Regions from separate parts of the Mus musculus genome. Here region 2 is linked to region 1. The links are chromatin loops, found by intact Hi-C in ENCODE. Cell type or tissue: left cerebral cortex. All regions are shown on one strand. Links, peaks and the distances in the headings refer to the core of each region. The heading gives the core; the rest is flanking DNA.

What was found. Hi-C counts contacts between places; a loop is a spot of excess contacts. Peaks named below come from ENCODE experiments on the same cell type or tissue, not always from the same donor. Only the 100,000 strongest peaks of a DNase experiment are listed, where the experiment ranks them.
Region 2: a loop joins it to region 1, with 4 times the contacts of the local background. A loop is called at or near these places in 8 of 42 quality-filtered maps.

Annotation. Positions count from the first base shown.
Region 1 is chr13:117,540,203-117,556,715 of GRCm38, forward strand. No RefSeq gene overlaps it. Among named protein-coding and RNA genes, the nearest start is that of Hcn1, 54 kb to the right of the region's middle. In left cerebral cortex, for the core only: a CTCF peak has its summit at 10,028 (motif pointing right); a DNase peak (open chromatin) is centred at 10,050.
Region 2 is chr13:118,218,125-118,234,637 of GRCm38, forward strand. No RefSeq gene overlaps it. Among named protein-coding and RNA genes, the nearest start is that of Mrps30, 160 kb to the right of the region's middle. In left cerebral cortex, for the core only: a CTCF peak has its summit at 9,422 (motif pointing left); a DNase peak (open chromatin) is centred at 9,432.

The sequences.
Region 1 (16,513 bases), core at 9,046-11,545:
TCATAAATTCCCTTATGATTCATATATCCTAGAGATTCAGTGTTTTGTTAGCATCTTCCTTTCATCTGTAATAGCATTCACAATTCTTATCTGATAAATTCTCACTCGGACTAGTATCTAATGAAAATTCTATTTCTTCTGTTTAGCCATCTCTAATCCCTTAAAGCATAAATCTAGTCTCCCACAGAATTTTATCTTTATGTCTATATCTCTTAGTACTTGTACTGGCCGGTTTTGTGTGTCAACTTGACACAGGCTGGAGTTATCACAGAGAAAGGAGATTCAGTTGAGAAAATGCCTCCATAAGATCCAGCTGTGGGGCATTTCCTCAATTAGTGATCAAGCAGGGAGGGCCCTTTGTGGGTGGTACTATTTCTGGGCTGGTGGTCTTCGGTTCTATAAGAAAGCAGGCTGATAATGAATATTAGCCCCAAAACTTGGAATACCCAAGATACAGTTCACAGACCACATGAAACTCAAGAAAAAGGAAGACCAAAGTGTAGGTGCTTCAGTCCTTCTTAGAAGGGGAAACAAAATACTCACAGGAGCAAATATGGAGACAAAGTATGGAGTAGAGACTGAAGGAAAGGCCATCCAGAGACTGCCCCACCTGGGAATCCATCTCATATACAGTCACCAAACCCAGACACTACTGCCAATGCCAAGAAGTTCTGGCAGGAGCCTGATATGGCTGTCTCCAGAGAGGCTCTGCCAGAGCCTGATGAATACAGAAGCTGATGCTTGCAGCCAACCATAGGACTGAGCATGGGGTCCCCAATGGAGGAGTTAGAGAAAGGACTGAAGGAGCTGAAGAGGGTTGCAACCCCATAGGAAGAACAATATCAATCAACCAGACCCCCAGAGCTCCCAGGGATTAAACCACCAACCAAGGAGTACACATGGAGGGACTCATGGCTCCAGCCGCACATGTAGCAGAGGATGGCCTTGTTGGGAATCAATGGGAGGAGAGTGACCCTTGTTCCTGTGAAGGCTTGATACCCCAATGTAGGGGAATTTGAGGGCAGGGAATTGGGACTGGGTGGGTAGGGGGACACCCTCAAAGAATAGGGAAAGGGGAGATGGGATAGGGAGTTTCTGGGTTGGGGGTGGACCATGAAAGGGGATAACATTTGAAATATAAATAAAGAAAATGTCCAATAAAAAGAATGATAGCTTTTCTTTTTTTTCTCTCTCTTTTTTTTACTTACGTATTTTCCTCAATTATATTTCCAATGCTATCCCAAAAGTCTCCCACACCCTCGCCCCCCCAACTCCCCTACGCACCCATTCCCATTTTTTTGGCCCTGGTGTTCCCCTGTACTGGGGCATATAAAGTTTGCCTGTCCAGCGGGCCTCTCTTTCCAGTGATGGCCGACTAGGCCATCTTTTGATACATATGCAGCTAGAGTCAAGAGCTCTGGGGTACTGGTTAGTTCATAATGTTGTTCCACCCATAGGGTTGCAGATCTCTTTAGCTCTTTGGATACTTTCTCTAGCTCCTCCATTGGGGGCCCTGTGATCCATCCAATAGTTGACTGTGAGCATCCACTTCTGTGTTTGCTAGACCCCGGCCTAGTCTCACAAGGGACAGCTATATCACCGTCTTTGCAACAAAGACTTGCTAGTGTATGCAATGTTGTCATCGCTTGGAGGCTAATTATGGGATGGATCCCTGGATATGGCAGTCTCTAGATGGACCATCCTTTTGTCTCAGCTCCAAACTTTGTCTCTGTAACTCCTTCCATGGGTGATTGTTTCCAATTCTAAGAATGAGCAAAGTGTCCACACTTTGGTCTTCGTTCTTCTTCAGTTTCATGTGTTTTGCAAATTGTACATTATATCTCACTATACTAAGTTTCTGGGCTAATATCCACTTATCAGTGAGTACATATTATTTGAGTTCTTTTGTGATTGTGTTACCTCACTCAGGATGATGCCCTCCAGGTCCAACCATTTGCCTAGGAATTTCATAAATTCATCCTTTTTAATAGCTGAGTAGTACTCCATTGTGTAAATGAACCACATTTTTTGTATGTATTCCTCTGTTGAGGGACATCTGGGTTCTTTCCAGCTTCTGGCTATTATAAATAAGGCTGCTATGAACATAGTGGAGCATGTGTCCTTCTTACCGGTTGGGACATCTTCTGGATATATGCCCAGGAGAGGTATTGCTGGATCCTCCGGTAGTACTATGTCCAATTTTCTGAGGAACCGCCAGACTGATTTCCAGAGTGGTTGTACAAGCTTGCAATCCCACCAACAATGGAGGAGTGTTCCTCTTTCTCCACATCCTCGCCAGCATCTGCTGTCACCTGAATTTTTGATCTTAGCCATTCTGACTGGTGTGAGATGGAATCTCAGGGTTGTTTTGATTTGCATTTCTCTGATGATTAAGGATGTTGAACATTTTTTCAGGTGCTTCTCAGCCATTCAGTATTCCTAGGGTGAGAATTCTTTGTTTAGCTCTGAGCCCCATCTTTTAAGGGGGTTGTTTGATTTTATGGAGTCCATCCTCTTGAGTTCTTTATATATATTGGATATTTGTCCCCTATCTGATTTAAAATAGGTAAAGATCCTTTCCCAATCTGTTCGTGGCCTTTTTGTCTTATTGACAGTGTCTTTTGCCATGCAGAAGCTTTGCAGTTTCACGAGGTCCCATTTGTCAATCCTCGATCTTACAGCAAAAGCCATTGCTGTTCTATTCAGGAATTTTTCCCCTGTGCCCATATCTTCGAGGCTTTCCCCCAATTTCTCCTCTATAAGTTTCAGTGTCTCTGGTTTTATGTGAAGTTCCTTGATCCACTTAGATTTGACCTTAGTACAAGGAGATAGGAATGGATCAATTCGCATTCTTCTACATGATAACAACCAGTTGTGCCAGCACCATTTGTTGAAAATGCTGTCTTTATTCCACTGGATGGTTTTAGCTCCCTTGTTGAAGATCAAGTGACCATAGGTGTGTGGGTTCATTGCTGGGTCTTCAATTCTATTCCATTGGTCTACTTGTCTGTCAGTATACCAGTACCATGCAGTTTTTATCACAATTGCTCTGTTGTAAAGCTTTAGGTCAGGCATGGTGATTCCACCAGAGGTTCTTTTATCCTTGAGAAGAGTTTTTGCTATCCTAGGTTTTTTGTTATTCCAGATGAATTTACAGATTGCTCTTTCTTATTCGTTGAAGAATTGAGTTGGAATTTTGATGGGGATTGCATTGAATCTGTAGATTGCTTTTGGCAAGATAGCCATTTTTACAATGTTGATCCTGCCAATCCATGAGCATGGGAGATCTTTCCATCTTCTGAGATCTTCTTTAATTTCTTTCTTCAGAGACTTGAAGTTTTTATCATACAGATCTTTCACTTCCTTAGTTAGAGTCACGCCAAGGTATTTTATATTATTTGTGACTATTGAGAAGGGTGTTGTTTTTCTAATTTCTTTCTCAGCTTGTTTATTCTTTGTGTAGAGAAAGGCCATTGACTTGTTTGAGTTAATTTTATATCCAGCTACTTCACCGAAGCTGTTTATCAGGTTTAGGAGTTCTCTGGTGGAATTTTTAGGGTCACTTATATATACTATCATATCATCTGCAAAAAGTGATATTTTGACTTCCTCTTTTCCAATTTGTATCCCCTTGATCTCCTTTTGTTGTTGAATTGCTCTGGCTAATACTTAAAGTACTATGTTGAAGAGGTAGGAAGAAAGTGGGCAGCCTTGTCTAGTCCCTGATTTTAGTGGGATTGCTTCCAGCTTCTCTCCATTTACTTTGATGTTGGCTACTGGTTTGCTGTAGATTGCTTTTATCATGTTTAGGTATGGGCCTTGAATTCCTGATTTTTCCAAGGCTTTTATCATGAATGGTTGTTGGATCTTGTCAAATGCTTTTTCTGCATCTAAAGAGATGATCATGTGGTTTTTGTCTTTGAGTTTATTTATATAATGGATTACATTGATGGATTTTCGTATATTAAACCATCCCTGCATCCCTGGAATAAAACCTACTTGGTCAGGGTGGATGATTGCTTTAATGTGTTCTTGGATTCGGTTAGCGAGAATTTTATTGAGTATTTTTGCATCGATATTCATAAGGGAAATTGGTCTGAAGTTCTCAATCTTTGTTGGGTCTTTCTGTGGTTTAGGTATCAGAGTAATTGTGGCTTCATAGAATGAATTGGGTAGAGTACATTCTGCTTCTATTTTGTGGAATAGTTTGTGAAGTACTGGAATTAGATCTTCTTTGAAGGTCTGATAGAACTCTGCACTAAACCCTTCTGGTCCTGGGCTTTTTTTGGTTGGGAGACCATTAATGACTGCTTTTATTTCTTTAGGGGATATGGGACTGTTTAGATTGTTAACTTGATCCTGGTTTAAATTTGATACCTGGTATCTTTCTAGAAATTTGTCCATTTCGTTCAGGTTTTCCAGTTTTGTTGAGTATAGCCTTTTGTAGAAGGATCTGAAGGTGATTTGGATTTCTTCAGGATCTGTTGTTATGCCTCCCTTTTCATTTCTGAATTTGTTAATTATGATGTTGTCCCTGTGCCCTCTAGTGAGTCTAACTAAGGGTTTATCTATCTTGTTGATTTTCTCAAAGAACCAACTCCTAGTTTGGTTAATTCTTTGAATAGTTCTTCTTATTTCCACTTGGTTGATTTCACCCCTGAGTTTGATTATTTCCTGCCATCTACTCCTCTTGGGTGAATTTGCTTCCTTTTTTTCTAGAGCTTTTAGATGTGTTGTCAAGCTGCTGGTGTGTGCTCTCTCCAGTTTCTTCTTGGAGGCACTCAGAGCTATGAGTTTCCCTCTTAGAAATGCTTTCATTGTGTCCCATAGGTTTGGGTATGTTGTGGCTTCATTTTCATTAAACTCTAAAAAGTCTTTAATTTCTTTCTTTATTCCTTCCTTGACCAAGGTATCATTGAGAAGAGTGTTGTTCAGTTTCCACGTGAATGTTGGCTTTCCATTATTTATGTTGTTATTGAAGATCAGCCTTAGGCCATGGTGGTCTGATAGGATGCATGGGACAATTTCCATATTTTTGTATCTGTTGAGGCCTGTTTTGTGACAAATTATATGGTCAATTTTGGAGAAGGTTCCGTGAGGTGCTGAGAAGAAGGTATATCCTTTTGTTTTAGGATAAAATGTTCTGTAGATATCTGTCAGATCCATTTGTTTCATAACTTCTGTTAGTTTCACTGTGTCCCTGTTTAGTTTCTGTTTCCATGATCTGTCCATTGATGAAAGTGGTATGTTAAAGTCTCCCACTATTATTGTGTGAGGTGCAATGTGTGCTTTGAACTTTACTAAAGTTTCTTTAATGAATGTGGCTGCCCTTGCATTTGGAGCATAGATATTCAGAATTGAGAGTTCCTCTTGGAGGATTTTACCTTTGATGAGTATGAAGTGTCCCTCCTTGTCTTTTTTGATAACTTTGGGTTGGAAGTCGATTTTATCCGATATTAGAATGGCTACTCCAGCTTGTTTCTTCAGACCATTTGCTTGGAAAATTGTTTTCCAGCCTTTCACTCTGAGGTAGTGTCTGTCTTTTTCCCTGAGATGGGTTTCCTGTAAGCAGCAGAATGTTGGGTCCTGTTTGTGTAGCCAGTCTGTTAGTCTATGTCTTTTTATTGGGGAATTGAGTCCATTGATATTAAGAGATATTAAGGAAAAGTATTTGTTGCTTCCTTTTATTTTTGTTGTTAGAGTTGGCATTCTATTCTTGTGGCTGTCTTCTTTTTGGTTTGTTGAGGGATTACTTTTTTGCTTTTTCTAGGGTGTGATTTCTGTCCTTGTATTGGTTTTTTTTTTCTGTTATTATCCTTTGAAGGGCTGGATTCATGGAAAGATAAAGTGTGAATTTGGTTTTGTCGTGGAATACTTTGGTTTCTCCATCTATGGTAATTGAGAGTTTGGCTGGGTATAGTAGCCTGGGCTGGCATTTGTGTTCTCTTAGTGTCTGTATAACATCTGTCCAGGCTCTTCTGGCTTTCATAGTCTCTGGTGAAAAGTCTGGTGTAATTCTGATAGGTCTGCCTTTAGATGTTACTTGACCTTTCTCCCTTACTGCTTTTAATATTCTCTCTTTATTTAGTGCATTTGTTGTTCAGATTATTATGTGTCGGGAGGAATTTCTTTTCTGGTCCAGTCTATTAGGAGTTCTGTAGGCTTCTTGTATGTTCATGGGCATGTCATTCTTTAGGTTTGGGAAGTTTTCTTCTATAATTTTGTTGAAGATATTTGCCAGCCCTTTAAGTTGAAAATCTTCATTCTCATCAACTCCTATTATCTGTAGGTTTGGTCTTCTCATTGTGTCCTGGACCCATCTTTTTGTTTATTTGTTTGTTTGTTTTGTTTTGAGTTAGGATCTTTTTGCCTTTTTTATTATCTTTGATTGTTGTGCTGATGTTCTCTATGGAATCTTCTGCACCTGAGATTCTCTCTTCCATCTCTTTTATTCTGTTGCTGATCCTGGCATCTATGGTTCCAGATTTCTTTCCTAGGGTTTCTATCTCCAGCGTTGCCTCAGTTTGGGTTTTCTTTATTGTGTCTACTTCCCTTTTTAGGTATAGTATGCTTTTGTTCATTTCCATCACCTGTTTGGATGTGCTTTCCTGTTTTTCTATAAGGACTTCTACCTGTTTGGTTTTGTTTTCCTGTTTTCCTTTAAGGATTTGTAACTCTTTAGCAGTGTTCTCTTGTATTTCTTTAAGTGAGTTATTAAAGTCCTTCTTAATGTCCTCTACCATCATCATGAGATATGCTTTTAAATCCGGGTCTAGCTTTTCGGTTGTGTTGGGGTGCCCAGGACTAGGTAGCGTGGGAGTGCTGCATTCTGATGATGGTGAGCGGTCTTGATTTCTGTTAGTAGGATTCTTACGTTTGCCTTTTGCCATCTTGTATTCTCTGGAGCTAGTTGTTATAGTTGTCTCTGGTTAGAGCTTGTTCCTCAGGTGATTATGTTAGCCTCTATCAGCAGACCTGGGAGACTAGCACTACCCTTAGTTTCAGTGGTCAGAGTACTCTCTGCAGGCAAGCTCTCCTCTTGCAGGGAAGGTGCCCAGATATCTGGTGTTTGAACCTGCCTCCTGGCAGAAGTTGTGTTCCACTCACCAGAGGTCTTAGAATCCCGTGGCGGATCGTGTGTGGGTCCTTGCGGGTATACGCAGACTCCCCGGGCCAGGGACCAAGGTGCAGCAGTGGGCTGGAAGGGACTTGAGCCCCGGATCAGGCTGGATTATCTGCTTCCTTAATTAATGCAGTCTCAGGTCCTGCTCGATTGGATTGGAGCAGGCACTGTGTTCCACTCACCAGAGGTCTAAGGATCCCATGGCGGATCCTGTGTGGGACCTTGTGGGTGTCTGCAGACTCCCCAGGTCAGGGACCACAGTGCAGCAGTGGGCTGGAAGGGACTTGAGCCCCGGATCAGGCTGGATTATCTGCTTCCTTAATTAATGCAGTCTCAGGTCCTGCTCGATTGGATTGGAGCAGGCGCTGTGTTCCACTCACCAGAGGTCTTAGGATCCCGTGGCGGATCCTGTGTGGGACCTTGCGGGTGTCTGCAGACTCCCCGGGCCAGGGACCACGGTGCAGCAGTAGGCCGGAGAATGATAGCTTTTCTAAACAGGGTAATAAGGTGACACCCTGAAGGGCTCCTCCTTCATCCATCCCTACTCTAGACCATCTTGCCTAGCATCATCTGAGCCATTTGTTTAAAACTTGTCTTTAACTGGAACTCCTAATTTTAATAGATTCCTGTTTCTTGACGATTATTTTCCATAAAGCATATAACATTCTTTCTGATCTTGCCAGCGTCATATTTTAATTTATAACTTTCAGTTCTTACAAACACAAACAGCATATATTCATTTAATTTATTGATCGAACATTTCATTATGGTTGCTAGTCTGAAATATTTGATCATCAAAGGCATTAAGTTGAGCTGCATTCATTTTCTCTATGTTGATTTCAGTGAAACTCCTGGTTTGAAGTTGTTGCCTTTGAGTTCTGTACCAGTGAAGCTTTGGTTCACACTTAGCTCATGTGAAAACATGTGGAAATTGATTAATTAACAAAATACTGATGAGGCTCTGAGTAATTTACCGTGAATTACAGGGTGTTCCGAATATTGTGCTTGTAGCTCTCATTTTTTAATGGAACTACATTAATCTAGGAATTTCCTTCAGGTGGAAATAAACAACACAGGTTGTATCATTTTATAAGATTTTAGAAAAGAAATGCCCCTACCAGATAATTATGCCTTCTGTCATTACAGCATGATAATTACAGTGGAGGAATTTGTGAACATTTTGTCCTGGATGGCCAGAATTTCTTTTCTTGTTCATGCAGTTGTTGGTTTTTTAAAAAATATATTTTATTTATTTATTTATTTATTTATTTATTTATTTATCACTCCAGATTTCACTCCACCCCCACTGTCTATGATCCTACTGTTCCACATCCCATACCTCCTCCCCAGGCCCCTGTCTCCATGAGGATGTCCCCCCCATCATCTGTCACCCCACCAGACTTCTCTTCTCCCTGGGACCTCCAGTCTTTTGAGAGTTTGGTGCATCTTCTCTAATTGAACCCAGACATGGCAGTCCTCTGCTGTATATGGTGTTGGGGGCCTCATATCAGCTGGTATATGATGCCTGTTTTGTGGTCCAGTGTTTGAGAGATCTCGGGGATCCGGGTTATTTGAGACTGCTGGTCCTCCTACAAGATCACCCTCCTCTTCAGCTTCTTCCAGCTTTTCCCTAATTCAACCATAGGGCACAGCAGCTTCTGTCCATTGGTTGGCTGCATCTGACTCCTTCAGCTGCTTGTTGGGTCTTTCGGAGGGCAGCCATGATAGGTCCCTTTTTGTGAGTGCTCCATAGCCTTAGTAATAGTGTCAGGCCTTTGGACCTCCCCTTGAGCTGGATCCCATTTTGGGCCTGTCACTGGATCTTCTTTTCCTCAGACTCCTCTCCATTTCCATCCCTGTTATTCTTTCAGACAGGGACAATTATGGGTCACAGTTTAGACTGTAGAATGGCAACCCCCTCCCTCACTTGATGCCCTGTCTTCCTGCTGAAGGTGGGCTCTATAAGTTCCTTCTCCTAAATGTGCAATAGAGACTGAGAAGCAAAATTCATGATTATTAGTGATTAAACATGTTGCTTAAACTAGGACTTTGGCAGCAGTTTAATTGGGAAACATTGGACATGACTTCAAAGTCCGAGTTCATCCATGTGGTGAGGAAGCCAACATCAGTGTAAAGCAAACGGACATCCCAGTGATGTCCACTCAAGAGAACACTGTGCCGTGTTAGCAGCAAGTTGCTTAAGCTGGTGTTCTGTGAAACAGGAAAACATTACTTGATGATAATAGGAGAAAGAGACATGGATCCACAATGCAAAAAAACTTAGACAATGGGAAATCAGATTGCAATTGCCTTAAATAAGTACATAAGCTCTCTGACAGAAAGGTGTTTGGGCAAGGTTATTACGGTATTCTCAAACATGAAGACTTAATTACAGAAAATTAGAGGCTTCACTGTTCGTATTCGATGAAGATGGAGAGCTAGTTGATACGTGTGTGTGTTAAAGATCAGAAGCAGATTACGGTTGTCTTTCGATATTCCTCATTCCCTGAAAAATTCACCATTTCTTCCTCTTGTCTTTGTTTTTCACTCTTTTCTGCCATACTCTCCCCAGAGTACTATTCTAGGATATGTTACCTAGCTTATTGGAAACAGAGATGCAATTGGTTAATGACTGTTAGAGCCTTCACTACATGAAAGATAAAACATTAGTTACAATGTAATTAGAAAATTGCTGTTTTAAATATTAAAGCCGATTTTCATCAGTAACTATCCCCAGTCCAATATCTGAATCCATTCTGCCTTGAAAGTGTATTACATCCCCTGCAATTCATTGCAAGCATTTCCCAAATGTTTGTTGCTGAATAACACCCTTCACAGCACACTGTAAAAGTTCCTGTCTCCCACAGGTGCTGTTCCTCATGCAGCAGTTCCTGTCAGCTGCCACTGGGGGGCAGCACATGTATTCTGTTTCTGTTACTTTAAGAGTATGGTTAAAAATGAAATACTGTGTGAGTTGTGACTCTGAAAAAGCTAAGCATCAGAAAGTCTAATACTTGCACTCAGCTACAGTTACGTGCCCGAGTGAGAAAATAGCATCCAGTGTAAGAGTCGGTTTATACCCTGCCTTTATGCCCTGGGGAACAGGCTTCAGCACCACATGGATGCTATTGTAATGGCCATTAAAATGCTGTTGCTATTGAAGTGTACCTAGTGGAATTTCAGACTGTACATTTACTGGAAATTCAGCACATTAAGCGACTATCTTGTTCACAGCTCACTATTTCCATGTTTTTTAGTGTAGGAATTAAGCTCAAAGCACTGCTTAACTATAACGTCTAATCCCATTAAAAGTGCCCAATATTTTGAATTATTGCTAATATTAAATTTGTCAGAGAAAACCTTGTTTCTAAAAGGAATTGAGGTTAGTTTTGGCTAGAGGTCAATTTCTCTTCATGGTGTGTGTGTGTGTGTGTGTGTGTGTGTGTGTGTGTGTGTCTGTGTACTGTGCTGTGTCTAGTGAATGCACGTGTTTGTATGTCTATATTGCGTGCATTGTATACATGAATGTACATTGAATGCTTATGTTGTGGGTGTTGTATGTGTGTGCAGCATGCTTGTGTTTAGTGTACATATGTACTTGTAGTATTTGTTTTGTGTGAGTTGCATGCATGTATATGTGTTGTATGGTTATGCTGTGTGTGTTGTATATATGAATGTGTGTGTGTGTGTGTATGTGTGTGTGCCTGTGCACATGTACGTGCATATTTGAGGACCCGAGGAACACATTGGGTGCTTCCCTCTCTCATTCTCCTTTTCCCTTGAGGCAGAATATCCAGCTGAAGCTAGAGCTGGCTGGTTTTTAGGGAACTTGGATTGCTGTCCAACAAGTCACAAGGTCTTCTTGTCTCTGTGCACCACCCCGACTCACCTCTGCCCTCCCTCCACTCCCCTCTCATCCTAGTTTTCCCTATACCCTATCCCAGGGCTGATGTTAGAAGAATGCACAGCCATGACCAAATTTTTTTCAGTAGATCCTAGAGATCTAAACTTGGATCCTGATCCTTACACATCAAGAACGCTTAGTCAGTAAGCCATTTCCCAGATCCTTAGTGCTGAATTCTAAGGAACTTTAGTTCTTAATTATCAGCTACAATTGAGTAATATCATAGATATTAAGAGAACAGTGCAAAATCATTTGCCATAATTTCATCAGAAAAGGATAATGTTAATTCATCAAATACTAATCATTCAAACTTACCATGTGTTCTCTCAAGTTAAAGTAAGTCTCAATAAAAACAGATTAATATTAAGTACTGGGGATATTTATACAATAGTTAACAAAAATTACCTTTCAGAAAAATGGAAAGATAGAGATGAAAGACTTCAACTTTTTTTCTGATTGCTTGCCAAGGAATGTCTTCCAGTAGCCACAAGTAAGAAATTTTAGCATCAAAATGGCATCTTGCCTTCCTGTTGACTTGGTTTCCAAATAAATTATGTGTTTTGAACATTAAATACAAACTATATTTCTAATTTGTTTTTCTTGTACTTTTTTGTAACATGTAGACTTTTACGAACCAATTAGTCATTTGGACTATAATGAAACAATATTTAAGAAGAGAATTTCAGATGCTAGTATTTTGCTGTACCACATATAGTGATTTGGAGCCTATTAGAACAACCAAGAACATTATGATCACACATCCCCCTCTTCTGTGATTTATCATCTCATCCCACAAAGCTGACTGGGTGATTACAAGAACATCTTACACTCTCTCCTAAGACATCATCCCAAGCAGCTAAGAGCCAAACAAATGATCACCAGAAACAGAATAGCAGCTCTCCTAACTAACCACGATATAAATTACTCACTGATTAGTGTTGTTGGCATTGTGTGTTGCTAAGATATGATAGCGGAAGCTATGTTTCAGGTCAGAACTTCCCCTTAGTACCACAGATCCTTATTTTATGAAAGAGTATGTTAAAACATCAAATCAGTGGCTACTATTGAAGAATGGCATCATTTGGAGCCTGAAGTCAGGAATTTGAAGCTATTGACAATCAATGTTAATAACTGGCAAGTTAATAATAAAATCTATGTAACTGTAGTCTTGATGTGGCAAAGCTTCCCCACTCCTTCCATTATAAAATCAATTTCTATAGCTTCTGTTTAGTGACAGACTGAGCTTAGACCATTTACCACTTTTGTAATATGGTCTTGACATGACACTTAATGGCAAAAGGGAGTGATTACGAAAATGTCTAGGTTCTACATCAAGGAAGCCTAACTCATAATGCAGTAATTCTCCAAATCCAAAAGGGGCATTCAGTTTCTGCATGGGCCCAGATATTTTGAGTGGTCACTAGACTTAGGGTGAAGTGTGTGTGTGTGTGTGTGTGTTTTATATTGGGTTCTGCCTATTTGTGTTGTATGTATGTGTTGTGCATGTGTGTGTTGCACATGTGTTGTGTGTATGTTGTCTACTGGGTTGTGAATGTGTGTATTTGTGTGTGTATGTGTGTGCATATGTGTGTATGTGTATGTAAGTGAGTCCCTAAACTCTCTGTTTGTGGTGCTTAAATTAAATAATTTAAACAAATGTTGTATAAAACCATGAATGATAAATAAATAATGTTCTTAAAACTCGGACTACTTTGTAGAAATGATGAAAGTGAGATGCTTTTATAATGCTGTAAAGTATCGATGGAAAATCATTAAACTCTGAGAAGACTGTAGTCAGACTGCTCTGAAAGTATTTACTTTAGAACATGATCCATTTTTTAAAGGAAACAAAATTTACAATCAATGTAAATAGCTTATTATGGATATGTACAAGGAAGGAGAGAATAAGTTACCTTGATCAGCAAATTTGTGTTTTACAGCAAAGATGTTAGCCTTTATATCAGCTAGCACAACTTCCTTGAGGTCATTTGAAGTTTATGAGAAAACAGTCATTATATTGAACTGTAGAGAAAAGACATTCTTTTATCAAACTGAAACTAAACTTACAGAGATATTATTGCTGTAATTAATACATTGAGGTCACAAGATAGCATACTTTAATTTTTAGTCATTCTTTTGAACTTTTCTATAACTCCCAAAATTAATCTTGATTTCCCCCACAGAATTAGATGACACCATCCATGTGTTCCGATCACTAATATTACAGTTCCAACTTGGTTACTTGTGTTCGGTTCCTTTGTTTTTGAACCAGGGATTTGGCCATACCAAATTAAAAAAAATAAGTGAAACACCATTATCAGATTATAAATTATATCTTGTCCAATTTTCATAAGCAAGGTGAACTAAGAAATAAAAATTATTACATACTAACATTTAATTCAATTCTGTTTGTAAGAAGGATTAGCAATTTTAAAATAATGTCTACTCTACTTGGTCTGAGTTAGTTTGTATTTGTATGAAACAATAATATATTCTGAAGGCTTATGGTACATGATCTATTTGCTTCCACTTTTGAGTACAAGATTAGGTGACGGTACTTTCCAGAACACATGCACATCTTAGATGCCTTCTGCTATAAATACTCTAGGCTTTTGAAACACACGTCTTGTATGATTCCTTTTGGGACTATTAGTCTGATCTTGTCACTTCAGGATACTAATGTCACCTGGAACACTCAGTGGGAATTTTCTCTCAGTGTTTCTTCTTAGATTCCTCCATTTTCTCACATCCTGTTGCGTCCTTAGTCTGACATATTCAACTTTGCTAAGTCTTAGTGATGCTCTTAAGGTCAGAGTGCTGAGACAGAATTCTGCCTCCATGAGTACACTTTGGGTAGAGCTCCCCGTTCTTCTGTGTTCTGCCATTTGTAACTGTTCCAACTGCAGCTTCTGATTTTCCATTCTTCTCTCTTGAACTCAAATAGCTACAATTTTCAGGGACTTAACTGTGTCTGAATATAACTATTCATCTCCACGGGATCTTGGTATCATTTGTCTTTTTCAGGGAGCCCTCTGATATATTTGCTTTCAATTTGCTTTTGTTTAGCAGCCCATATTTCTTAAACAAATTGATTCTGTTTTGTCATTTCTAAGGTGAGTTCTATCCATTATATCTTAACATTTTTATCAGTCTCCTAGGACTTGAAGCTTCACACAGCAGAAAGACAACTAGAAATTGCATAAATAATTTGTCATTTTCCTTTCTTCAATGGCAAGGTCTGACAGGTTCATAGTGGGTGGGCAGCTGAGTTGAGCAACCTGAAACTTGTCTCCTTATTTTGTTTTCCTTTTGGTAGTGTGGTAGAAACTTTTGTATTATTTTAAGCTTTTTATTCCTTTACAAACACACTCTTCATGTCTTCACAAATTTCTTCTTCCACAGCTTTGTTGAGACATAATTCATATGCAATAAAGTGTAGATATGTGGTTAAAAAAGAACATTCATATATATATGTATATATATATATGTATATATATATATATCAATGTAAAAAATTCTCTATATTAAAAGTAATTAGCAAAACTGTTACTCTTAAAAATTCCATCATGTTTCTTTATCTTACCATTGTCTGTTCCTTTGGTCATTTCCAATGAAGGAGAATTTGTTTATGCTTTTTAAGTGGTAAAATTATTTTCCATTTTTTAAACTTTATTGAAGTGGTGTAATACAGCGTATTATTTCTTAGTAATTTTTTCATCATGACTTTGAGATTATCTCATGCAAGTTTTATGCACATAGTAAATTTTCTTGTGCTCCTGAGTAATACATTAATATACAGCCAAATCTCAAATTTGCAGGTTCACCTGTTGGTCATTATTCGAATTACTATTGGTTTTGTGTTATCATAAATAAGTTTGGTATGGATGTTTACACAAAAGGCTTTGCATAGACATATGCTTTCTTGTCTCTTGAGATAAGTATCACATGGTAAACACGATTTTTGAAATAGTTATTTAATATTTTTCTTGCAATGTATTTTGTATTATAATATGCAACAGATAATATTAAAAGTATATATAAATATCAATGTTTTAGATTGCATTGTCCAAAATGATTGTACTGTATCATTGCTCTTTATCCTCACAGGCATGTGGGATGCTCAGGGTTATGCAAATTTCACCTTGTGTTTTCTTTTAGACAGTTTTTTATTTTAATTTTTATTTATCTATTCACTTTAATTCAGAGTAGTAATATTTCATTTAAAATATCATAGCAAAAGGATTCTACTTACATTGGGTATTGAGTATTTCAGGTTCTTATCTTATAAATCTGAAATTATATCTTCTCTGGGATGTGATAATGCTCTGAGAGTTTGCTAGATTTCCTTTTCCATAAAATATATTTATCTTAATATAAATTCAGCTCATTTTTTTGTCTTAAATTTTTTGGATTTTAGTAGAAAGTGGAACCCCCTTATTATAGAGAGGATGCATTTGATCGCAGGCATTTTCACAACGAGTTTGTGTTGATGTTGAGAGTAGGGTCTAGTTAATAAGATCTCCAGTACAAACCACATTTGAATAGATATTATGGTCTACCATTGATACATAGGTAGTAGAGAACAAACATTTCCAAAGTAAGGGACTGTTTCATCTTATAGCCTCTCAGACCTTGCCATACAATGTGGCTCTGTGAATATCAAACTGATGAAGCTGTTAAACTGTTCTTGGAAAAGACATAATTCATATGCAATAATTGGTTAAATGTTGACTTTGGAGAGCCTTAATGAGAATTTGGTTGTCACCCTTCTGATTCTCTGAACAAATAAAATAATATAAGCTGCTATAGACAAAAAAATCTTTTAAATATTATAGCTCATGAATAGGATAAGCAATATACGTAAAAGTATTATTAAACATCATAAATACAGTAGTAGGAAAAACAGTGACATTTTGATTCCACCGATGTTCCACTGTGTATCCTAAAATGACTCTGAATAGTACAGGAGTCAAATATAGTAGGAAAATAAAGTCCAGTTTCTGAAAATAGAAATGATGGGTCTTGCCCAGGAATTTTTCTGTTCTACCTTCAATGGACAATTGTGTAACAAAATGATACAAGTCACCCGGGTTCTTACTCTAATTACACCAGGAAAAATTAATAAACTTCCTCAAACAACACTAACCCTCCAAAGTAAATAAATTCTGAAATTAAAGGGTTCCTATTTCATTAATCTGTTCGATTTTGAAAACTGTGTGTTACTTAATTGACAACTGCAGTCACTTTCAAGGCTTTTGTACCCTATGACAAAATGATCTTAAATTTAAACCTAGTAGATCTTGTTATTGGACATTTTTCAATATTTTCTTTTTCTTATTGGAAAAGAAAAAGAAAAGAAAGCTTTAATGACATCCCCCACAAAATAAGTAGACTGTTTGGAAATCAGCATTTTTATTATATCTTAGCATATGATTGGGATCAAATATAAACTTGATCTCAGATCATTAAGTCTCAGTAATGAGTGG
Region 2 (16,513 bases), core at 7,939-10,438, 680 kb after region 1:
CTAGCCGCTTGACCACACATCAAAATGCTTGAGAAAAAAATGAAACAAATTCACCCAAGAGGAGTAGAAGGCAAGAAATAATCAAACTCATGGGCAAAATCAACCAAGTGGAAACAAGAAGAATTATTCAAAGAATTAACCAAACAATGAGTTGGTTCTTTGAGAATAACAACAAGATAGATAAACCCTTAGCTAGACTCACTAGAGGGCACAGGGACAACATCCTAATTAACAAAATCGGAAATGAAAAGGGAGACATAACAACAGATCCTGAAAAATCCAAAACACCATCAGATCCTTCTACCAAAGGCTATACTCAACAAAACTGGAAAACCTGGATGAAATGGACAAATTTCTAGACAGATACCAGGTACCAAAGTTAAATCAGGATGAAGTTAATGATCTAAACAGTCCCATATCCCCTAAAGAAATAGAAGCAGTCATTAATAGTCTCCCAGCCAAAAAAAGCCCAGGACCAGATGGGTTTAGTGCCGAGTTCTATCAGACTTTCAAAGATCTAATTCCAGTTCTGCACAAACTATTCCACAAAATAGAAGTAGAAGGTACTCTACCCAACTCATTCTGTGAAGCCACAATTACTCTGATACCTAAACCACAGAAAGATCCAACAAAGATAGAGAACTTCAGACCAATTTCCCTTATGAATATCGATGCAAAAATACTCAATAAAATTCTTGCTAACCGAATCCAAGAACACATTAAAGCAATCATCCATCCTGACCAAGTAGGTTTTATTCCAGGGATGCAGGGATGGTTTAATATATGGAAATCCATCAACGTAATCTATTATATAAACAAACTCAAAGACAAAAACCACATGATCATCTCGTTAGATGCAGAAAAAGCATTTGACAAGATCCAACACCCATTCATGATAAAAGTCTTGGAAGATCAGGAATTCAAGGCCCATACATGAACATGATAAAAGCAATCTACAGCAAACCAGTAGCCAAAATCAAAGTAAATGGTGAGAAGCTTGAAGCAATCCCACAAAAATCAGGGACTAGACAAGGCTGCCCACTTTCTCCCTACCTCTTCAACATAGTACTTGAAGTCCTAGCCAGAGCAATTAGACAACAAAAGGAGATCAAGGGGATACAAATTGGAAAAGATGGAGTCAAAATATCACTTTTTGTAGATGATATGATAGTATATATAAGTGACCTTAAAAATTCCACCAGAGAACTCCTAAACCTGATAAACAGCTTCGGTGAAGTAGCTGGATATAAAATTAACTCAAACAAGTCAATGGCCTTTCTCTACACAAAGAATAAACAGGCTGAGAAAGAAATAAGAGAAACAACACCCTTCTCAATAGTCACAAATAATATAAAATATCTTGGCGTGACTCTAACTAAGGAAGTGAAAGATCTGTATGTTAAGAACTTCCAGTTTCTGAAGAAAAAAATTAAAGAAGATCTCCGAAGATGGAAAGATCTCCCTTGCTCATGGATTGGCAGGATCAACATGTAAAAATGGCTATCTTGCCAAAAGCAATCTACAGATTCAATGCAATCCCCATCAAAATTCCAACTCAATTCTTCAACGAATTAGAAAGAGCAATCTGCAAACTCATCTGGAATAACAAAAAACCTAGGATAGCAAAAGCTCTTCTCAAGGATAAAAATACCTCTGGTGGAATCACCATGCCTGACCTAAAGCTTTACTACAGAGCAATTGTTATAAAAACTGCATGGTACTGGTATAGTGACAGACAAGTAGAGCAATGGAATAGAATTGAAGACCCAGAAATGAACCCACACACCTATGATCACTTGATCTTCGACAAGGGAGCTAAAACCATCCAGTGGAAGAAAGACAGCATTTTCAACAAATGGTGCTGGCACAATTGGTTGTTATCATGTAGAAGAATTCGAATTGATCCATTTCTATCTCTTTGTACTAAGGTCAAATCTAAGTGGATCAAGGAACTCCACATAAAACCAGAGACACTGAAACTTATAGAGGAGAAAGTGGGGAAAAGCCTCGAAGATATGGGCACAGGGGGAAAATTCCTGAATAGAACAGCAATGGCTTGTGCTGTAAGATCGAGAATTGACAAATGGGACCTCATAAAACTGCAAAGCTTCTTTAAGGTAAAAGACACCCTAAATAAGACAAAAAGGCCACCAACAGATTGGGAAAGTATCTTTACCTATCCTAAATCAGATAAGGGACTAATATCCAATATATATAAAGAACTCAAGAAGGTGGACTCCAGAAAATCAAATAACCCCATGAAAAAATGGGACTCAGATCTGAACAAAGAATTCTCACCTGAGGAATACCGAATGGCTGAGAAGCACCTGAAAAGATGCTCAGCATCTTTAATCATCAGAGAAATGCAAATCAAAACAACCCTGAGATTCCATCTCACACCAGTCAAAATGGCTAAGATCAAAAATTCAGGTGACAGCAGATGCTGGCAAGGATGTGGAGAAAGAGGAACACTTCTTCATTGTTGGTGGGATTGCAAGCTTGTACAACCACTCTGGAAATCAGTCTGGCAGTTCCTCAGAAAATTGGTCATAGTACTACTGGAGGATCCCGCAATTCCTCTCCTGGGCATATATCCAGAAGATGTGCCAACCGGTAAGACAGACACATGCTCCACTATGTTCATAGCAGCCTTATTTATAATAGCCAGAACCTGGAAAGAACCCAGATGCTCCTCAACAGAGGAATGGATACAGAAAATGTGGTACATCTACACAATGGAGTACTACTCAGCTATTAAAAAGAATGAATTTATGAAATTCCTAGGCAAATGGATGGACCTGGAGGACATCATCCTGAGTGAGGTAACACAATCACAAAAGAACTCAAATGATATGTACTTACTGATAAGTGGATATTAGCCCACAAACTTAGAATACCTGAGATATAAGATACAATTTTCAAAACACATGAAACTGAAGAAGAATGAAGACCAAAGTGTGGACACTTTGCCCCTTCTTAGAATTAGAAACAATCACCCATGTAAGAAGTTACAGAGACAAAGTTTGGAGCTGAGACAAAAGGATGGACCATCTAGAGACTGCCATTTCCAGGGATCCATCCCATAATTAGCCTCCAAACAATGACACCATTGCATACATTAGCAAGTGTTTGCTGAAAGGACCCTGATATAGTTGTTTCTTGTTAGACTAGCCCGGGGCCTAGCAAACACAGAAGTGGATGCTCACAGTCAGCTATTGGATGGATCATAGGGCCCCCAATGGAGGAGCTGGAGAAAGTAACCAAGGAGCTAAAGAGATCTGCAACCCTGTAGGTGCAACAACATTATGAACTAACCAGTACCCCGGAGCTCTTGACTCTAGCTGCATATGTATCAAAAGATGGCCCAGTCGGCCATCACTGGAAAGAGAGGCCCATTGGACGTGCAAACTTTATATGCCCCAGTACAGGGGAACGCCAGGGTCAAAATGTGGGAATGGGTAGTTAGGGAGTGGGGAGGAGGTTATGGGGAACTTTTGGGATAGCATTGGAAATGTAATTGAGGAAAATACGTAATAAAAAAATATAAGAGAAAAAATATTTAAGATGATAGTCTACAGTAGGTATAGGAGTTATAAATTAAGGGTCAGTGAGATGGCTCAGTGCGTAAAGATACCTGTCACCAAGCTTGACCACTCAAGTCTTATCCTGGGGAACCACAGGCAGAAGCAGACCAGACTTTATAGTAAGTTGTTCTTTGACCTTCACCCTTGCCCTCAATAAATTAGAATGTAGTTAACACATTGAAAGAGTCTTATAGTAAAGATGAGAGGCTATCATTAGAGAAAAACACAGAAAATCTAAGTAAATAAAATAGTATTTCTGATTATATGCAAAGATCAGAAAATTTAGCATTAAGATACTCCCCATATTAAATCACAGTTGTCAAAAATCCCACTAAAGTTTCTTCAGAAACAGGCATGTTGATCTTAAAAATCACATAGAGAAATAAGGAGCTAAAGTGGCTAAGCAAATTTGGGGGAAAAAGAACACACACGAGCAGATAATATAATTTTTAAATTATTAAAATCCATCATTAAAATTGTTTTCAAAACAATAGTTGATGTCTATAATTCTTTCAACTCCTAGACACCAATGTGATGCAGAAAAGTGTGGGGAGCCGCCCTCACATTTGCCATTACAAGATGGCACTGACAGCTGTGTTCTAAGTAGTAAACATAATCTGCACACGTGCAGGGGCAGTTTTCCCGCCATGTGTTCTGCCTTTCTCGTGATGACAACTGGGCCGATGGGCTGCAGCCAATCAGGGAGTAATACGTCCTAGGCGGAGGATAATTCTCCTTAAAAGGGACGGGGTTTTGCCATTCTTTTTCTCTCTCTTGTTCTTGCTTTTTCTCTCTCTTGTTCTTGCTTTTTCTCTCTCTTGTTCTTGCTTTTTCTCTCTCTTGTTCTTGCTTTTTCTCTCTCTTGTTCATGCTTTTTCTCTCTCTTGTTCTTGCTTTTTCTCTCTCTTGCTTTCTTGTTCTTGTTCTTTTTCTCTCTCTGGCTCTCTGGCTCTCTGGCTCTCTGGCTCTCTGGCTCCTGAAGATGTAAGCAATAAAGTTTTGCCGCAGAAGATTCCGGTTTGCTGCGTCTTTCCTGGCCGGTCGCGAGAAAGCGTGTAAGAGAAAAGCTATATGTCCCATGTGCTGATTTCTGATAAGTGCAGGAAGACAGTTCTCTTAACACATTGTACTATGCATCATTGAATACTTCCAGCTACCACAAAATGAAGACAGACTGCTATGGTGGGTAGTTTAAATATGCTTTGCCCAGGGAGTGGCATTAATAGAAATTGTGGCCTTGTTGGAGTAGGAATGTCACTGTGTCTTAAGACCCTCATCCTAGCTGCCTGGAAGTCAGTCTTCTCCTAGCAGCCTTCAGACAGAAATGTAGAACTCTCAGTTCCTACTGCACCATGCCTGCCTGGATGCTGCCATGCTCTGACCTTGATGATAATGGACTGAACCTCTGAACCTGTAAGCAAGCCCAATTAAATGTTGTCCTTATAAGAGTTGCCTTGAACATGGTGTTTGTTCATAGCAGTAAAACCCTAACCAAGAAAATTTCTTACTTCATACCATATCTAATATACCATAAAATCTATAGTTTAATGTGCTCACAGAAATTCATGTACTGGAAATTTAGTTCCCCAATATGAAGCAGTGAGAAGGGCAGCTTCATCAGGTCTCAGAACTATGATCTCATGGTTGGATTGATGTTATTTTTACAAGATAAGTTAGTTATGGAGTTATAACTTCTTGATCACTTATCTTGCCTATGCCCTTCTGCCATGAGATGGATGACACAGCAGAAAATACATTTGCTCAGCAGATGACAACACTCAACCATCAAAATTCCTAGTTTTGAGAATGGTAGGTAACACGCACATTTGTTCACGTTATAAATTACCCAGTATGTGGTAATCTGTGATGGCAATACAGAATGAAGGAAGAAAATTGATTCAAATGTAAGAGTCAAAATTACAATTACTAAACTGCTATAAGAAGCCTAATGTTTATGATCTTTAATTAAAGTGAGCGTCTATATAAAGTACAAAAAGCACAAGAGACAGAAAGGAGGGGTGGACCCTATCAAATTAAAAACCTTGAGCATCAGAATAATAATAACAACATTAAACAAGCTAAAGTGGAAGTAAGGAATCTCACATGAAGAGAAGTACAACCAATTAAGGACTGTCACAAAAGGGAAAACCAGTTTTCCCCAGAGAAGAGTTTCCTAATTGTTTATATAACACCAAGTGGTTATCTCTGAAATCCTCTTCATATAAGCAACACTAAATGGACTCACAAGATATAGTTATGTGTTTATATAAATATGCATGTATATAACAACAATAATAAAAAATAGAAGCCACGAATTTGAACGGGAAGAAGGAAGGGGATGGAAGAATTTAAAGTGTGAAATGGAGAAGTAAATGATATAGCTATACTTTATTTCACTTTTATCCTTTTTAATTAATCATTTTATTCATTTACATTTCAAATTATATCCCCTTTTTTGGTTACCTCTCCACAACCCCCATCCCAATCCCTTTTTCCCCCTCCTTTTGCCTCTATGAGGGTGTTCCTCTATCCACTCACCCACTTCTGCTTCACTGCCCTAGCAGTCCCCTACGCTGAGGCATCAAGTATCTACAGGACCAAGGGCATCCCTTCCCTTTGATGTCAGATAAGGCTATCCTCTGCTGCATATATATCTGGAGACATGGATCCCTCCATGTGTACTCTTTGGTTGATGGTTTAGTCCCGGGGAGCTCTGGATGGTCCTGTTGGTTGATATTGTTCTTCCTATGGGGCTGCAGTCCCCTTCAGCTCCCTCAGTCCTTCCCCTAGCTCTTCCATTTTGGTGCCCGGGCTCAGTCCAATGGTTGGCTGTGAGTATCTGCATCTGTATTGGTCAGGTGCTGATAGAGACTCTCAAGAAACAGCCATACCAGTCTCCTGTCAGCAAGAACTTCTTAGCATCAGCAATAGTGTCAGAGTTTGGTGTCTACACATGAGATGGATCCCTAGGTGGAACGGTCTCTGAGTGGCCTTTCCTGCAGTCTCTGTTCCATATTTTGTCCCTGTCTTTTCTTTAGACAAGAACATTTCTGGGTTAAAAATTTGAGAGGCATAGGTGGCTCCATCACTCAACTGGGGGGCCGTGCCTATCTACTGGAGATTATCTCTTCAGGCTCTATCTCCCCTCTGTTGGGTATTTCGGCTAAAGTCATCCCTGTTGGGTCCAGGAAGCCTCTCACTTCCCTGGCATCTGGGAACTTTATTTTCTAAAACTTACAAATATATATTATGCACATATGTGAAAATGTTACAACTAAAGCAGTTAAATATAGTTGATATATACTAATAAAATATATTCAGTTAATATGTAATATTTCTATATTATTAAAATTATATATGTAAATACACACACAGATATATATACACACACACACATACACACTTCACCAATAAGTGAAACCAGTTGTGTGGCTCATGCCTATTGTTTCAGTACTCTAAAAGTAGATAAAAGAAGTTCAAACATCTGAGGACACTGTTAGCTACATAGCAATTTAAGATAAGCTCATTATTCATCAAATCACATGTATGAATATACAGGGAGAGAGAGAGAGAGAGAGAGAGAGAGAGAGAGAGAGAGAGAGAGAGAGAGAGAGAGAACCAACCACCAAATGAGAAAATGGTTGCCAAATTGTTCTAAAATCAAATTTCTGACAAATGTTTAGAATTAACTACAGAAAGCATTTGTAAAGACATTTTTTTAAAGATGTAGAAATGTCCAAAGCCACAAAAATTTCATACTATCATCAGCCACCAAGGAAATGCACACCACACACACACACACACACACACACACACACACAAACACACACACACACACACACACACACACACACACAGCAGAGACTTACAGCTACTGGTGTGTGAATGGAGACAAACCTGAACTCTGGTGTACTTCTGTGGTGAGGCAAACTGTCACCTCTGCCTGAGAACTCAGTCTGTCAGCTTCTTCAAAATGAGCATCAAGTTACACAGTAGTTTCATATGACGCAATAATGTAACTCCTAAACTGAGAATTAAAAACACAGTTCAGACGCACCACATTTGGTACATGAATGTTCTTGCCAGCATTGCTTTTAAAGACGCGTGGAATCCCTAATATCCATCAGCTAGCAAATGGAAACTTATTATTTCTTACTCTAGCAGATGAGGTTAGTGAAATTAAAGAAAAAAAAATACCTAGGCAAAATACAGTGTCTTTACTGAGTGACATTATTTGGCCATAAAAAATAGAATAAAATGCTTATGTGCCCATCCCCATAAGAGAATTTCAATCATAGATGAATCTAAAAAACAGTACTCTAAGTGGAAGGATCCAGTCACAATGAAGATCATGTTATGTAACAAGTCTATGAACACAAGAAGTAGATTCAGAGCGTCAGGGACTAGATGGAAAGAAGATTGGGAAGTGACCTCTAATGCCAATAGAGTCCCTTTTTGAAATGACCCAAATGAGATTCTGGTGACAACTCTGTAAATCTGAGAATATACCATACACCATGGTGCAGAATGATTTAAAGGGATGAATTTTATGGTGTGTAGGTTCTAACTCGGTAAGGCTGTTATATTGAAGCACAATTCCTTTCTTTTACTCACTGACTATCCTTCAACCAAAGTCCTTTATAACATGGTCGTGTTCTGTATTGCCCTTTCCTTTTTCCACCTGCTCTGTTCCCCTGTGGTACAGCTTTTGTGTTTACACTCAGTATAATAAAACTACAGTTTTACAGACATTTATGAAAATATATAGTTAAAAACTCTGGTCATTGGGGCTGGAGAGATGGCTCAGCAGTTAAGAGCTCTGACAACTCTACCGGGGTGACTCCTGGTAGTTTGAAGACACACCAGGATTTGACCACAAACAAAAGGATATTTGAGCAATACTAGCTAGACTGGAAGGGGAGAAAAAAAAGACAGGAGTGGGTAGGCTAGGGCTTATGGGTCTGGGAGAAATTGGGGAAAGGGTTTGAATAGGATCACAATACACCATGAAGTTCTAAAAGTATTAATAAAAACATTATTTAAAATTATATTATTTTAAAATCTACCAATTGTATATCATAAAGTATTTTATGATATTATACTTTCTTAAGCAAGGGTCATTTTTTTCTCTTAAAATCAAGACACATGGTTTGAGACAAGAATATCTTAAACTAAGGCTAACTGTGGATCTGAGCCAAATGGTCAATTGGTAATCAATCAAAACTAAGGGGATTTTGGTGACACTCAGGCCTAGATTCTGAGCTTGCTTTCAGTTTCATTAACTTTTTAAAAGTGTTTGAAAGAGCTACTTAATTGCTCAGTGTCTTTCCTCATCGATAGCACTGCTCCACACTGAAAATGTAAAAGAGAAGACTGAACGACATGTTTCAATGCAGTGCTTTGGATAAAGACACAGCCTGAATTCTAACCATCATTGCTATTGTTAGTTTAAAAGTAAAATAAAGATTCAGAACAGTTTTTTTTTCAATTAGCTACAAAAACATACAAACAAATAAACAGCAAACAGTGTTGCTCTATACTTGCCTTGGTTGTATTTGGAAGCATATCATGTGGCTTTTACTAACACGTGAATGTCAGAGACATTAGCTACCTTGTGTGTGATGTATAGAATCTCTGTGATATATTAGAGGCAGTGAATTAAAATCTAGTTATAAAATTACAAGTTGACACACCATTTTATCATTCACTTCTTTAGTTTTGACAAAAAAATATATAATCGGTATAATAAAATACTATCTCACCAAATTCACAAACTAAAAAGTTTTGACTAGCAGTCAATTTGAGAAAAGAATATATTTATAAGAAGCTCCATGCGCCCCCTAGTGTTCACTTTCCTTCAATTTGTTTTGTTGGTTTGGTTTTGTTTTCCACTGGGTGTTACACTACGAAATAGAATTACAAATGAGAGGGAACAGGATGAATTGAATCACATATCTAAATGCTTATTATTTTAAGAAACTGGATAATCAGAATATATATATATATTGTTTAATTCTAAGTAACTAAAGCAATACAACAACTGAATTTACTTAAACACATAATCTAGGCCATTTTTAAAGGAATCACTGACATCCTTAGTATTAATCCCAACACTTCTGTTCTAATAGTATATATGGCTTGAAGATAAGTTTCAGTAAGATGTGCTGGGTTAAGTTCTCAGTTTGGAAGCTTGTGTTTTCTAAGGTCAAGAGCCAAATCACATGACTCTCAATGCTTTAAACTATTCATAACTTTTGAAAGGGAGAAAAAGACACCTGGTTTCATTTTATTGCCATAAGTTCTCTGAAAAGAAAACCCCAGAAATCAGAAAATACTTTCAGAGTTTAAAAGGTACTTGAGAAGCTAGAGGAATGGTTCAGAGGTTAAGAACACTGATTGCTCTTTCAGAGGTCCTGAGTTCAATTCCCAGCAACCACATGGTGGCTCACAACCATCTGTAATGAAATCTGATGCCCTCTTCTGGTGTGTCTAAAAACACAGGGACAGTGTGATCACATACATAAAATAAGTAAATCTTTCTTAAAAACAGATGCTTGACGTTTTGCTGATTAAATTTCTTTAAAAGTTCTAGTACAAAAATAACACATACAATCCTGGGACATTTATAACTTATGTGGTTCCAAGTGTAGAAGTTAATATAAGGAAATAATTAAGTGGACTTTTTCAGACAGAATGATATTTAGCTCATGTGGTCATATTAGAAAATACTTAAAACTTTTTTTCTAACCATTAAGTCTGAAAAACATACTTTCACTAATTGCTATCATCCAGTGTTCTTGTCATTGGTCTAATAATACCTGTGTCTGCTTGTTTAGGTCCTGGAACACTTTGGTTCTCAGAGTACAATTGAAAATATTTATAAGTGTCACTGAGGATCTTATGGCAAAGTGACATATCAGTATCTTGGCTATAACTCTGGAGAATTCAAATTCAGCAAGTTCAAAACAACAGACCAGTGAACCTTCCATTTCTTATCACTCTGTTGCAGCATCTGTCTTTTACCTCCTAGAATAAAATGGCACTGTACAAGAAATCATTGAAGATAAACAGAATTAAATAGTTAATTATATCATTTTATTCATGATGACAGAATACTGATTCCTTCATCATTTGAGGAATGGATGCTAGCCAGCACGGATGAAAACATTCGGTGATCACCAAGCTCAGTCTGGTGAGCTAAGGTTGAGGTCCCATTTTTTCCTAGTAACATGGTCTTACATGATGAAGAACACCAACAAACACATTTTCTCTGAGTACACACAACCAGGCAGATATCGTGGGTGTACAAACCTTGTCTGGTATGCTCATGTAAGCAAATCTTAACGAAGTATTTCTTGTCAACTACTACACTAAAGAAAATCAGAATTTCAACAAGTCACAAGCAGACAACACATTTTGGAAAAATAAGGACTTTAGTGGGATTGAACAAATAAAACAACCACATAGCATGGGTCTTTGCTCTATTTCTGAGTTGGTCCTTGAAAACCTTTATTCTGAGCTACCTTGTGCAGCTTCTAATTTGGAAGCGCTTGGCAGATCCTTCCTCATCACTCCTCAATCTTAAGAGTCAGATTTTGCCTTGCTTCAGGTTATCTTTCTAACAAATGCGAAGGTTAAAAATAAAAGTGACTCTTTATGAGTTTAATTAATGGAAATGTGAAATATGGAAACAGAATTAACTTACTGTGCACTGAGCAATTTATAGCATTGCCCATGATCTGTATATTTGTGTGTTTTTTTTTCTTTTTTAATACAATGACATGTCCAAGTCCAGCATCATTTGCTAGTCTTAAATGACACAGGCGGCTTTCAAGATCTGATAATGAATACATATTATCTGCTGTAGAACCTTTGTATTGAAACATGAAAGAGGGGAGATTATTTTGCTTGGCAGTAACTACAGAATAGTGAGTGTGACTGCTGTCGAGTGCTCCAAATGATCTTTAGTATCAATTAACTCAACACCTGTCATCAATTAGGGAGATGTTAGTTACAGTCTAATGAAAATTTCAGTTTCCATTATTTTACATAGTTCCATATTTTACAATAGTTCATCTCTTATACGACTGCCAGACTCATTTTTTTTAGGAAATTCACTTAAGATAGCTTGTTGTAATATTTGTTGTCAGTCAATTATACTAAAGGCTAATCAACAAATTACTGAAATTAGAGGCAAGTACAAATGTGTAGAAACAAACGTGCCTGTGCCACACTGAATCAATATTAAATCTGTGTACTTAGTGGCTTTTCCTCAAGAAATTTTGATTACTTTAATGTACTTTGTTAAAGCACATTTCCCTGAATTACTTTCCTTATAGTGATTTTTAATTGATGAAACATAGGATTTGAATATTAAAACATTTTATCTCTATTTAATAAAAATGTAAAATTAATGAAAATGTCATATGGAGTTTTGTAGGTTGATCATGAAAGAATATAAATGATGAATGCCTTCCTTAAAAAATCTATTAAAATAAAAATAAAAATTATTATCCACGGAAATAGTTAGCTTTTGTACTACAATTGAAAGGGTTTAGTTCTGAAATTAATATGTTGAAATCCTAATCCGCAGTGTGACAGTATTTGGAAGTGGGACCTTCGAGAGGGAAGAAGATTTAATTAAGATATGAAGATAAACGTCATGATAAGGCTACTTACTGTTCTATGAGAAGATGAAGGGACAGAACATCCTTACTATGTGGAATACAACAAGACGTCTCCTTGCAAACCAGGAACAGGGTCCTTATATGGGACCTGAGTGGCTAGAAACCTGACCAGACACTTCCTAGTGTCCTTTTTGGCCTTGTGAAGTATGAATATCTATGCTGCACAAATCCTAGTTGGTGCTATTTTTCTTTTATCCAGCTAATTTTTAAGGTTTTAATACTAATGTTTTCCATCACAAAACTCATCATTATGAAGAAATGATGGGATTTATCAGGCTTCCATCTCTTTTATGAGTAACCTGTAAAATCGACATAAGTACATTTTCTAAGTAGACTGCCTCTTCGCCTCAGCATCTGCCCTGGATTTTGTCAGCAATTCAAGAAGTGGAGCATACTTTGTACCTAAGATAGTTAATGCTATATAAACCACGCTGTTGCTTCCCAAACACGGTTTACAAATCCCTGTAACATCAAGCAAGTTGTTCTGCAAATGCTGTTCACATTATGCAATTATTTGGCTTATGGGATTCGTTCTTCCTCAGTGATCAAGCATCCTTATTCTGTTTCCTCTTGTTTGGAGTCCGATGGGAAGGATTTTAAGAACATGTTTCCATTTCAGAAATCTGTCTTTTATATTCCCATCCATTCTTGTCAAACTTCCTCAATTTCTACTGAATCCAAGCAAACACAATAAAACATCCCAAGTGAGCATACAAAGATGGTGTGCCACTATACATATATCGTTTTTATATATCTCTTTTGTTGAGAGAGGATAGCTCTACCAAAAACAAAACGAAAAAAAGATAGAAAAATAAATAAAAAGAGTATCGTAGACATTCAAAATTCTAGGCAAATTTGCAGTAATCAAAATTTTCAGTGGTTATCCTCTTGGAAAAAATCCTTCCCCTTGCTTATCTCATCCACATAAATATCTTTGATAGACATTTCTGTTTTTCACTGCTTCCATGGATCATGTTTTTTATACCTCTCATGTTCTAACCATCATTTAATGTTTAACTCAAGTCTTAAGTATTCCTTGGTTGCTTAATCTAAACTTGAATACATTTGGTTTATTTTCTTTGTAAAGGCAAAAAGTATATTGTGAAGATGTGGCTATTATGAAATATAGAGTTTGTCTCTTTTGTTTTATGATTAAAAGTTTCCATAAACACACACACACACACACACACACACACACACACACACACACACACATATATATATATATATATATATATATTTACTTTACAAAATGATTTTGTATGGTGATGATATGCTTGGGATCCCTAATAGTTTCAGGATAAGGAATAGTCAGCGTAAGACCAAAGAGTTATTGGATATCTGTTGCAGGATATTTTATCACACTGTGAACCTTGAGATTGTGTTATTTACTGAAGGGAAAGAAAAAAAACTTTCTCTAGTTGCAGTGTGCTTCAGCTCTTAGTACACACCTTTGATCCCAATCCAAATAATGAAGGTAAAGTTAGCTTGTAGAAGGAAACACATCCATGTTTGAAAGTGATTCTTATATAGTGGCAGATAAAGTGGCGAATCAGAAAAATACTTGACAGAGTAGGATATGTCCGACTCTTACTGGAAGAGAAAGGAAAGGGAAGCTACTCAAGAGGGAACAGCACAGAAGGAGAAAGGAGGCAGTTTTATTGGGACAGCTGTACAGAGACTGAAAGAATGAGTTAGACATAGATGAAGACAGAATGAGCCAGAGAATGAGATGGAGCCAGAAGATTAGAACAGATTGCCAGAGTTAGTTTGAGGTCAAGCTAGATCAAATCAGGAAAAGCTGAGAGAAGCCAAGTTGAATCAGTCAGCCTAGATAGGAGGTCCAGTCAGAACAGCTGAGTTGAACCAGCCAATCAGAGCTCAGAAAGAACAAGAAAGAGTGAGCTTATTTAGCAATAAGTATCAGAGGCTGAAAACACTCTAGGCCTAGATAAAATTGTAAGGAGGATAGAAGCTTCCAAGTTTAGGGCCAGGTTAGCAAACTGAGGCAGTAAGCCTCCAAGATGGCTGTTACATCAGAGAAAATAAATGTTGCTGTTACAAATGTCAGTCTCGTCTCGCTTTCTACACTCAGAGGTAGACAGAAAGAAATCTTGAAGCTTATCCTTATCACAAAATTCCAGTTGTTCCTATATGACAAAACATCTATAAAGCCCAAAGTACCAACTTAAGGGAGCTTCAAAATGAGTAAGCACATGAGCACTCCTTGAGAGGGACCAATGGGTGGGATCACGAAAACCCTGGTTATCTTGTCCTACACCTGAAGAACATACATACATCTCCTCTGTATGTTCATCTGCAGGCTTCATCCTTCATAATAAGCACGTCAACATGAGCAAAATGTTTCTTTCTCTGAATTCTCTAAGCCTTCTAGCACTTTAGTCAAGTCAAGGAAGAGAGGCGATGACAGAACCCTCAGTTCATTCAAGGGTTTCTGAAGCACATATGAGAAATGATTGACATCTAAAGTCAAGAGTAATTTGGGGAACTGGGCTATGAATCTATGAGACTGAGGATATCTCCTAGTAGCTGGTATAAGCCAAACATACTCTTGCCATTCATTATTGTTCAGTTGTTGACCTTAGAACATATGCCTTTGAGGATTTCGTTTCTATGTTCTATAGATTTTCAAGTTTTACTGGAAAATTAGTAATGCCGGTAATAAATTTTCCTACTTTATCAGCAGGATCCAACTCCAAAATTTCTTCCCTATTGAACTCATATGTAAACACTAACTACAGAATATGGAATAAATAACCCCACATTTCTAAGCGGATGTGTGGCAGAGCATAATAGTTGCTTCTGTATCTAAACTCTAAATAGATTTTTACCAAGAGTTGCAAAACAATTGCTTTTTATATAATCAATGGCAGTGCAGACAACAAGATCAGGGACACATCAAGCTCAAAGAATTATTGTGAGAACAAGCCAAGTATCTTCAACAGTTCCCAGATGTCTTTGAGTGCTGCTCAAAAAGCGATAGGCTACAGACATGAAAACCTTTTTTAAAAATAAATATTCTGCGTAATGTCTTGTAGAAACAACCATCTCATCATTAAGAGGTATCTCACCTGTATGGAAACTACTACTACCCTGACATTTGTGACTGAGGGTGTTTGGTTTTTCCATCCCAGTATGCAGAGTGAGCAGTGCAGCTGAATGAGCGCAGACCAAACAGATTCGATAGTAGATAGAGTGGAGGTGTAAGTGGAAATAATACAGCCTTCAAAATCCATTAGACTCACTAGAAGGAAAGGATTTCACCTTGCATTTAAATCTTTAATGTAAGAGACCAGCTGATTGTTTTGGTCCCCATGTTTAGAGGAAAGTTGAATTTCTTTGCAGAATATCTAAACAAATGGGTTTTGTTTTGGTTTGGTTTTGGTTTGGGTTTTTTTTTCCTGAGGTATTTTGACCCTCAACAGATATTCGGCAATACCCAAGACAATAAATGTCATCACAATTGCACCAGTTGGAAGGGTCTGATTAGCATCCTGTTTGTAGAGCGCAGACATGTTTTTAAACACCCTAAAACACAAAGACTATCCAAAAGAAAGAGAAAGAGAGAGAGAGAGAGAGAGAGAGAGAGAGAGAGAGGAAGAAGGAGGAGGAGGAGGAGGAGGAGGGAGGGAGGGAGGGAGGGAGGGAGGGAGGGAGGGAGGAAGGAAGGAAGGAAGGAAGGAAGGAAGGAAGGAAGGAAGGAAGGAAGGAAGGAAGGAAGAAAGAAAGAGAAGGAAGAAAGAAAGAGAAGGAAGAAAGAAAGGAGAAAGAAAGAAATGGCTGGTTTTCTTCAACACTGCAGAGCCTGAGTAACTTAATCCACAGGAATATTTCACATCTCTCTTGTTTCCATCTCTCCAAGAACTGGCTCATTTGTGAGTCAATTGCAAGGAAAGTATATTATCTCCTTCTATCTAAATTGTGGAACAGAAAACCAGGTCTGAGAATCAGAGCAGAAGATAACACAAACAAGCTTCATACCCATGGAAAGAGATCTATTTCTGGGAAAGTTCAGTACTGAGTGTGCTGAGAACCTGATGAATCGAGAGCTTCCACTCGCTGTCCTTCTGTTCCCTGTGCAGTGTGTGCCTCATGAACAAGAGCAAGCTTTATATATACCACTGTTCAAACCTTGGATGTCCTCTACCACACTTCAGAAAAAAACCGAAGGGTCTTTACTCTGTCTTGTCATGACCCAGTGTGGGTGTGGTCTGATTTTTG